Regions from separate parts of the Homo sapiens genome. Here region 2 is linked to region 1. A link is an interaction called in ENCODE POLR2A ChIA-PET data of the cell type or tissue named here. Cell type or tissue: PC-9. All regions are shown on one strand. Each heading gives the region's core, and the rest is flanking DNA. Links, peaks and the distances in the headings are about the cores only. Region 1 overlaps GSAP (gamma-secretase activating protein). Region 2 overlaps PTPN12 (protein tyrosine phosphatase non-receptor type 12).

Region 1 (4,403 bases), core at 122-4,121:
GAAACTAGAACTGATGTCTCTAGAATCTTAATTCACGATGCTTCCTTTTTCACTGTGAAAGCACATGGTATGTTATTGAGAGAAATTACTATTTGCAAAGGTTGGCTCTTATTATGCTAGTAGTATTAGTCAAATGTCTGGGTTGTACTTGAGAAGGGAAAAATTAGTGTAGAAAGGTGTTTTCTGCCTTCAAAGATCTTCCCATTTTAAAGGTAAGAAAATCTTGCTGATAGCTGGCTGTCTCCTTTGGGTACAAATTCCTGCTTAAAAAAAAAAGCCAAATATATGGTTATTCTTTTTCTTTTTCTTTTTTTTTTTTTTTTTTTTTTGAGACGGAGCCTCATCTGTTGCCCACGCTGGAGTGCAGTGGTGTGATCTCAGCTCACTGCAACCTCTGCTTCCTGGGTTCAAGTGATTGTCCTGCCTCAGCCTCCCGAGTAGCTACAGATGAGTGCCACCACACCCGGCTAATTTTTTTTTTTTTTTTTTTTTTTTTTTTTTTTTTTTTAGACGGAGTCTCGCTCTGTCACCAGGCTGGAGTGCAGTGGCGCAACCTTGGCTCACTGCAACTTCCGCCTCCTGGTTTCAAGCGAGTCTCCTGCCTTAGCCTCCCGGGTAGCTGGGACTACAGGCGTGTGCCACCATGCCCAGCTATTTTTTTTTTGTAATTGATTTGTATTTTTTTATTTTTTATTTTTATTATTATACTTCAAGTTTTAGGGTACATGTGCACAACGTGCAGGTTTGTTACATATGTATACATGTGCCACGATGGTGTGCTGCACCCATTAACTCGTCATTTAGCTTAGGTATATACCAATGGAACAGAACAGAGCCCTCAGATATAATGCTGCATATCTACAACTATCTGATCTTTGACAAACCTGACAAAAAGAAGAAATGGGTAAAGGATTCCCTATTTAATAAATGGTGCTGGGAAAACTGGCTGGCCATATGTAGAAAGCTGAAACTGGATCCCTTCCTTACACCTTATACAAAAATTAATTCAAGATGGATTAAAGACTTAAATGTAAGACCTAAAACCATAAAAACCCTAGAAGAAAACCTAGGCAATACCATTCAGGACATAGGCATGGGCAAGGACTTCATGTCTAAAACACCAAAAGCAATGGCAACAAAAGCCAAAATTGACAAATGGGATCTAATTAAACTAAAGAGCTTCTGCACAGCAAAAGAAACCACCATCAGAGTGAACAGGCAACCTACAGAATGGGAGAAAATTTTCGCAACCTACTCATCTGACAAAGGGCTAATATCCAGAATCTACAATGAACTCAAACAAATTTACAAGAGAAAACAAACAACCCCATCAAAAAGTGGGCGAAGGATATGAACAGACACTTTCTCAAAAGAAGACATTTATTCAGCCAAAAAACACATGAAAAAATGCTCATGATCACTGGCCATCAGAGACATGCAAATCAAAACCACAATGAGATACTATCTCACACCAGTTAGAATGGCAATCATTAAAAAGTCAGGAAACAACAGGTGCTGGAGAGGATGTGGAGAAATAGGAACACTTTCACACTGTTGGTGGGACTGTAAACTAGTTCAACCATTGTGGAAGACAGTGTGGTGATTCCTCAAGGATCTAGAACTAGAAATACCATTTGACCCAGCCATCCCATTACTGGGTATATACCCAAAGGATTATAAATCATGCTGCTATAAAGACACATGCACACATACATTTATTGTGGCACTATTCACAATAGCAAAGACTTGGAACCAACCCAAATGTCCAACAATGATAGACTGGATTAAGAAAATGTGGCACATATACACCATGGAATACTATGCAGCCATAAAAAATGATGAGTTCATGTCCTTTGTAGGGACATGGATGAAGCTGGAAACCATCATTCTCAGCAAACTATCCCAAGGACAAAAAACCAAACACCGCGTGTTCTCACTCATAGGTGGGAATCGAACAATGAGAACACATGGACATAGGAAGGGGAACATTACACATCGGGGACTGTTGGGTGGGGAGGGGGGGAGGGATAGCGTTGGGAGATATACCTAATGCTAAATGACGCGTTTTTTTTTTTATTTTTGTAGAGACGGCATTTCACTATGTTAACCAGGATGGAAACAAAAAACAAAACAAAACAAACAAACAAAAAATATATATATATATACACACACACATACTTTTAGGTCAAAAAAATATATATATATACACACACACATACATACACACACGCATACTTTTAGGTCAAAAAAATGTCAGTTCGTGCTATTTAATATACTAATTTAGTCATACACATTTAAGATAACAATAAGAAAAATTCATTTTCCCCCCCACATACTCACCTCTCAACAGAGCATTTCTATTCTATTTTTCTTCACAAATATCTTTGACACCAATGTCTTTCTTATTCCTGGAGCCATTTTTTGAGTCATCAAGTAGATTCCCAAAGTAACTCATCCATACCCTTGGTTGTAAGATCCTGTCACTAGGATTTTCATCCTAAGCCACAAGCACCCATTTACCAAACATTGGATTTCCATTTGTTCTGTAGTATGTATATTATATGATTCAATATAATAACTCACTTACTGTCTTTTTCAAGTAATATTTAAAAGGCATGTTTATAGATAGATCCAGACCTTCCAGTTGTTAGGACATAGCTCAGAAATTGTTTTACGTTCTTTGCTTTTTTCAAAAAATAAAGCAGTGCTCTCAGGTTGCTTTCTTAAATATTGAAAACTAACACTGATTAAATTCCACGCTTCTGTGCCATCCCCAAATTTTGTATATTATTTTTCACAGTGAAGTCACTGAGAGACACTGGATCATATTAGAGTCTCAATAAAAGCTCAAATATAAGGCCAGTCCTTCTTTTCTACGGTGTAATCTTGGGGGAAGGGGAACCTTGACCTAAATTTAGATATCTTTGGTAACTCCATGCGGGGAAGCCTGTGTCCATGGACTTCCTCCTGATTGCTGTATTTTATGGCATTTGCTCAGATGTGACACTGAAGAAGTAAGTGGGTCATTATCAGTGCTATACCACTGTCCCTGAGGGAAACCCAGCCTGTGTCCTAATGATAGATACTGTCAGCCTTAACATGTTCATGTATCAGAAATCTTTTTATTTTCCTACACAAACAATATTTGCCATTGTGCTGCCGAATTGGAGTGACAGAGAATCGCACTGTGTTTGTTTAGACTTAAAAGCCTAGAGGGCTTGTGGAGCTATGCTAAAAATGGCATGGAGTGAGTACAAACAACTTCTTCACTCCGTGCACATTGATTTCTCCCTTGAGATCTTTTCTGTGTCTCTGTTGAATTTGTAGAAATGTCAAAGTCAAACTTTAAAGTCAAACTTTAAGAAAATCACCTTTTTTTCCCCCTGGTAGAATAGCTAATACAATAGTTAGCATATTTATATTTTCAGAAAGTTCAGACATGTCTGCTTTTGCAAATCATAGAATTGTGATAATTGGGAAAAATGATATCCATTAGAAACCCGTTAGGCCCTCTTATATGTTGCTGGTGAGAGTGCAAAGTAATATACAGTGATCTTTGAATTCAGAAGCCACTTGTGTTTTAAATGTGATGCTTTTCTGTAAATGCAGAATTCTTATAATCTGAAATTTGTCTCCCTTGTATCTACTGTTGTTTCCAGGGCTGTTCAAAGACTTCCCTTTTCACATTTGCATTTCTTGAGTATCCTGTGGTTTTCATAATAAAATGCAGCTTCTTCAGGGCTCCTGAGGGTGTGGAAGGCAGGTCCTTTGCTGGGCTGATTGCTCTTTTGGGGTCCTGGAGCCGCTACACATCCTAGAGAGTAGAACTGGGAACAGATTTACAGTTTCAGTCTCCTCACAGGACTCTAGGATGGTGGTAGAATTGTTTTATTAGTTTATAGTCACTGTAGTAGGATTTACCGGAAATTGTTCTTACTCCTTGCTTTGGAAAAAATAATGTGTGATATTACAATCTTCGTTACTAAAAGCCTTCTTTTCTCTGTAGGATCAAAGTGCTTGACTTTGTTGGTTGAAATCCACCCTGTTAACAATGTGAAGGTTCTAAAGGCTGTGGATAGCTATATTTGGGTTCAGGTAAGTAAGCATGCCATTTATCACTTATCTCATTAATCAAAAGGCATGCAGCCTAGAAGAATTGGGGTTTACAAAGTACTTTCACTCTATCATATTTAATCCTCAGAACAGTCTTGTAGACTACTATGGCTGGAAGTATCCGCTCTTTGTTTGCAAGCATGGAAATTAAGAACTCGAAGCTAGCTCCACCAACTCTGTTTGTTTCTTAGTAATGTAATATTTTCTCATGATAAAATATCAAATATTAAAACACATTTAAGGTAAGCTTTAAAATGGTCAATATAATGTATTTGCATGGTTGACAGATT
Region 2 (4,403 bases), core at 109-4,108, 170 kb before region 1:
GGCTTTTATTGGAGGCTGGTTACACAGGCACTCTGCCTAAGAATATACCAAAATTCCAGACTCCCAGAAAAAAAGTAGATGTTCAACATAAACCATATTATTTTTTATTTTTGTTTTTCAGAGAGAGAGTCTTGTTCTGCTACCCATGCTGGAGTGCAGTGGCATGATTAAGGCTCACTGCAACTTTGAACTACTGGACTCAAGTTATCTGCCTGCCTCAGCTTCCCAAAGTAGCTAAGACTACACAGGTGCACACCATGACATCTGGCTAATTTTTAAAAATGTTTTGTAGAGATGAGGTCTTACTATGTGGCCCAAGCTGGCCTCAAGGAATCCTCCTGCCTCGGCCTCCCAAAGCACTGAGATTACACAATTGAGCCACTGGGCCCAGCTCATAAACCACATTGTTTGTACAGTTTGGGCACAGTGAACCACTCTTATCAGGGGATAATGGAAATTCTCCCAAAAGTCTAAGTTCCCAGACACCAGCCAAGGGATAACATTGTAAGCAGGCCTTTCTAAGGATAGTAGTCTTAGGCCTGCTATGTTACTCTTTTCTGCATACAGGTATAAAATGAAAAAGCCAAACTCTCTCCCCTCCACATCTGTTTCCTTTTAGGTAACCAGTTATGCAAAGTCTCCTTACTAATAGCTATTTTAGGTTGTTTCACAAAAATTGTTGCATACTTGGACATACTATTTTATGCACATATGCAAGTATTTTTACGGAAAGATCCCTAAAGTTGACATGCTGGATCAAAGAGTATGTACATTTATCAATTCTATTAGAAGTGGCCAAACTGCCTTCCAAAACAGGCTTCACCAGTTTACCCTCCCCTTAATGGACCTAGAAACACTAGTTTTCTATATCCTTACCATTTTCTTTTTCTTTCTTTTTTCTTTTTCTTTTTTTTTTTTTTTTTGAGATGGAGTCTTGCTCTATTGCCCAGGCTGGAGTGCAGTGGCGTGATCTTGGCTGACTGCAACCTCCACCTCATGGGTTCAAGCGATTCTCCTGCCTCAGCCTCCCGAATAGCTGGGATTACACGCGCCCACCACCAGGCCCAGCTAATTTTTCTATTTTTAGTAGAGATGGGGTTTCGCCATGTTGGCCAGGCTGGTCTCGAACTTCTGAGCTCACGTGATCTGCCCGCCTCAGCCTCCCAAAGTGCTAGAATTACAGGTGTGAGCCACCACGCCCGGCCGCTATTCTCAATTTCTGAATTATTACGAATTTTTGAGTTTTTATCAAATTTGGTAGCTACTCCCCCAACAGTTAATGATGATTAACTTCAATTTTTCTGATTATTGGAGAGGTTGATTATTTTTTTCCTGTGTTCAGCACTTATTTGCATTTGTCTTCTGGTAATTATCATACCATACGCCCATGTTTCTACTGAAATGTTCTTTTAATTGATATATAGAAGCTCATCTTAAAAATCCTTTCTATAAAGCCTTGTATGACCCTTCTAACAGTATGTGACTTTTTCCTTTTAAGAGTCCTAATTGCACAGTGTGAATGTATCTAATGCCACAGAACTGTACACTTAAATGATAAATGTTTTGTATTAATACATTTTATCACAATAAAAAAATGCAAAAAAAAATCTGTCACTCAATCTTAAGAGCAAGTAAAAAGCTAAACAAACTGAAAAATCAACAACTTTTCTTAGATCTGTAAGAGAAGTTAAGTCACAGGTCAAACAGCTGCCCCCAAACTGGAGAGACAGAAGGTGAATACGGAGAATCACGAGTAATCAGAGCAGAAACACTCACACAGCAAACTTCCATAAGAAACCTGAACTGTAATTGATGAACTGCTAGAGGCTCAGTGTGAACAACTATGAGGGTTAAAATCTCCAGGGGAGGCTGGATGCAGTGGCTCATACTTGTAATCCAAGTACTCTGGGAGGTGGAAGCGGGAGGACCTCTTGAGCCCAGGGGTTCGAGACCAGCCTAGGCAAACACAGTGAGACCCCACCTCTACAAAAAATTTAAAAATAGATAAGTGTGGTTGCATACATCTGTAGTCCCAGCTACTAGGGAGGCTGAGGTGGGAGGATCACATGAGGCCACGAGGTTGAGGCTGCAGTGTGCCAAGGCTGTGCCGTTGCACTCCAGCCTGGACAACAGCGAGACCGCTCTAAAAAAAAAACAAACAAAAACAAACAAACAAACAAAAACTCCTGGTGTACCCAATCCAAAGGGGACCCCACATTTTTGTTTTACCTCCAGGAGCTCTACCAGGTTCTCATAGTAAGTATTAGAGAAAATCCCTTTTTTTGTATTTTTATTTTTTATTTTTGAGATGGAGTCTTGCTCTGTCACCAGGCTGGAGTGCAGTGGTGCGGTCTCGGATCACTGCAACCTCCACCTCCCGGGTTCAAGTGATTCTCCTGCCTCAGCCTCCCGAGTAGCTGGGACTACAGGAACACTCAGCTAATTTTTATTAGAGACGGGGTTTCACCATGTTGGCCAGGATGGTCTCTATCTCTTGACCTTGTGATCCACCAGCCTCAGCCTCCCAAAGTGCTGGGATTACAGGTGTGAGCCACTGTGCCTGGCCGAATATTCCATTCTTCTTAACAAGGTCTGCCCTGCGGAGAAATGATTTAACCTGAGCCTAACCTGCTGGGGTTTTAACAGAGCCTTATTTACATGAGGTAAGGGAAATACCCAACTACAGGTCATTCAAGCCATCCTGGGGGTGAGGCGCTGAGAAACAGGATATAGTTCAAAATCCATAAACAAGCTCACTAAAAGACTGAGACCTTGGCTCTGGGTGGCTCATGCCTGTAATCCCAGCACTTTGGGAGGCAGAGGTAGGCAGGTCTCTTCAGCCCAGGAGTTCGAGACCAGCCTGGGCAACATGACGAAACCCCTTCTCTACAAAAAAATATGAAAACTTAGCCAGGCATGTTCACACATGCCTGTGATCCCAGCTACTGGGGAGGCTGAGGTGGGAGGATTGCTTGAGCCCAGGAGGCGGAGGTTGCAGTTAGCTATGATTGTATCACTGCACTCCAGCCTGGGAGACAAAGCAAAACCCTGTTTCACACAAACAAACAAACAAACAAACAAACACCCTATGATTAATATCCTAAGAACTCTAACAGATAAAGTAGACAGTATGCCAGAATAGATGGGCAATCAATATAAGCAAAGAGACAGAAATTCAAAGAAATAACCAAAAAGAAACACTAGAGATTTTTTTTTTTTGAGACGGAGTCTCGCCCTGTCGCCCAGGCTGGAGTGCAATGGTGTGATCTCGGCTCACTGCAAGCTCCGCCTCCTGGGTTCACGACATTCTCCTGCCTCAGCCTCCCCAGTAGCTGGGACTACAGGCGCCCACCACCACGCCCAGCTAATTTTTTTGTATTTTTAGTAGAGATGGGGTTTCACCGTGTTAGCCAGGATGGTCTCGATCTCATGACCTCACGATCCACCCACCTCTGCCTCCCAAAGTCCTGGGATTACAGGCGTGAGCCACCGTGCCCGGCCTAAGAAACGCTAGAGATTTTTTTAAAAAACTGTAACAAAAATGAAGAATGTTGTTGGTGGGCTTACTAGTAGACTAGACATGGCTGAGGAAAGAATCTCTCAACTTGAGGATATCTCAATAAAAGCTTCCAAAACTGAAAAGAGATTAAAAAGACTAGAAAAAAACTGAAACAACAGAATGGAATATGCAAAAACTGTGGGGACAACTACAAGAGATGTAAATATGCATAAGGGTAATAACAGAAAGAGAAGAAGGGAACAGAAGAAATATTTGAAATAATGATTGAAAATTTCCCCAAATTAATGTCAGAAACCAAACCACAGATCCAAGCAGCTCAGAGAACACTGATCAGAATAAATGCCAGAAATAACTTATGTAGGCATATCACTTTCAAACTACAAAAAAAAAAAAAAGATAAACAAATCGTTTAAAAAGCCAGAGGAAAAAAAATCATCTTACCTAAAGAGGAGCAAGTATAATAAGAATTACATCTGACTCTGTTTCAGAAACTAGGCAAGCAAGAAGAGAGTGACAAAATATCATATTGAGAAGAAAAAACCCACCAACTTAGAATCCTGAACCTTGCAAAATTATCCTTCAAAAACCAAAGAGAAATAAAAACTTTCTCAACAAACAAAAATTAAGGCTGGGCAAGGTGGTTCATGCCTGTAGTCCTAATGCTTTGGGAGGCTGAGGTGGGTGGATGGTTTGAGCCCAGGAGTTCAAGACCAACCTGGGCAACACAGTGAGACCTCGTTTCTACAAAAACAGAAACAAAAAAAAACTTAAGTGAGTATGGCGGTGCATGCCTGTAGTCTCTGCTACTCCGGAGGCTAGGGCAAAAGGACTGGTTGAGCCCAGCAGGTCAAGGCTGCAGTGTGCCATGATCATGCCACCGCAT

Evidence for each region. ChIA-PET counts read pairs that join two places held together with the same protein. Peaks named below come from ENCODE experiments on the same cell type or tissue, not always from the same donor. Only the 100,000 strongest peaks of a DNase experiment are listed, where the experiment ranks them.
Region 2: POLR2A ChIA-PET joins it to region 1 with 5 read pairs; 2 of 35 experiments call an interaction of 5 or more read pairs at or near these places.

The regions. Positions count from the first base shown.
Region 1 is chr7:77,387,052-77,391,454 of GRCh38, reverse strand. GSAP (gamma-secretase activating protein) reads left to right here. Exons shown (of 31, transcript NM_017439.4): 6 at 4,007-4,095. Among named protein-coding and RNA genes, the nearest start is that of GSAP, 27 kb to the left of the region's middle. In PC-9, for the core only: no CTCF peak of the experiment used is centred there; no DNase peak of the experiment used is centred there.
Region 2 is chr7:77,554,731-77,559,133 of GRCh38, reverse strand. The region is part of intron 1 of PTPN12 (protein tyrosine phosphatase non-receptor type 12); the gene reads right to left. Among named protein-coding and RNA genes, the nearest start is that of PTPN12, 20 kb to the right of the region's middle. RefSeq lists an enhancer at 2,324-2,938. In PC-9, for the core only: no CTCF peak of the experiment used is centred there; no DNase peak of the experiment used is centred there; H3K27ac peaks cover 552 bases.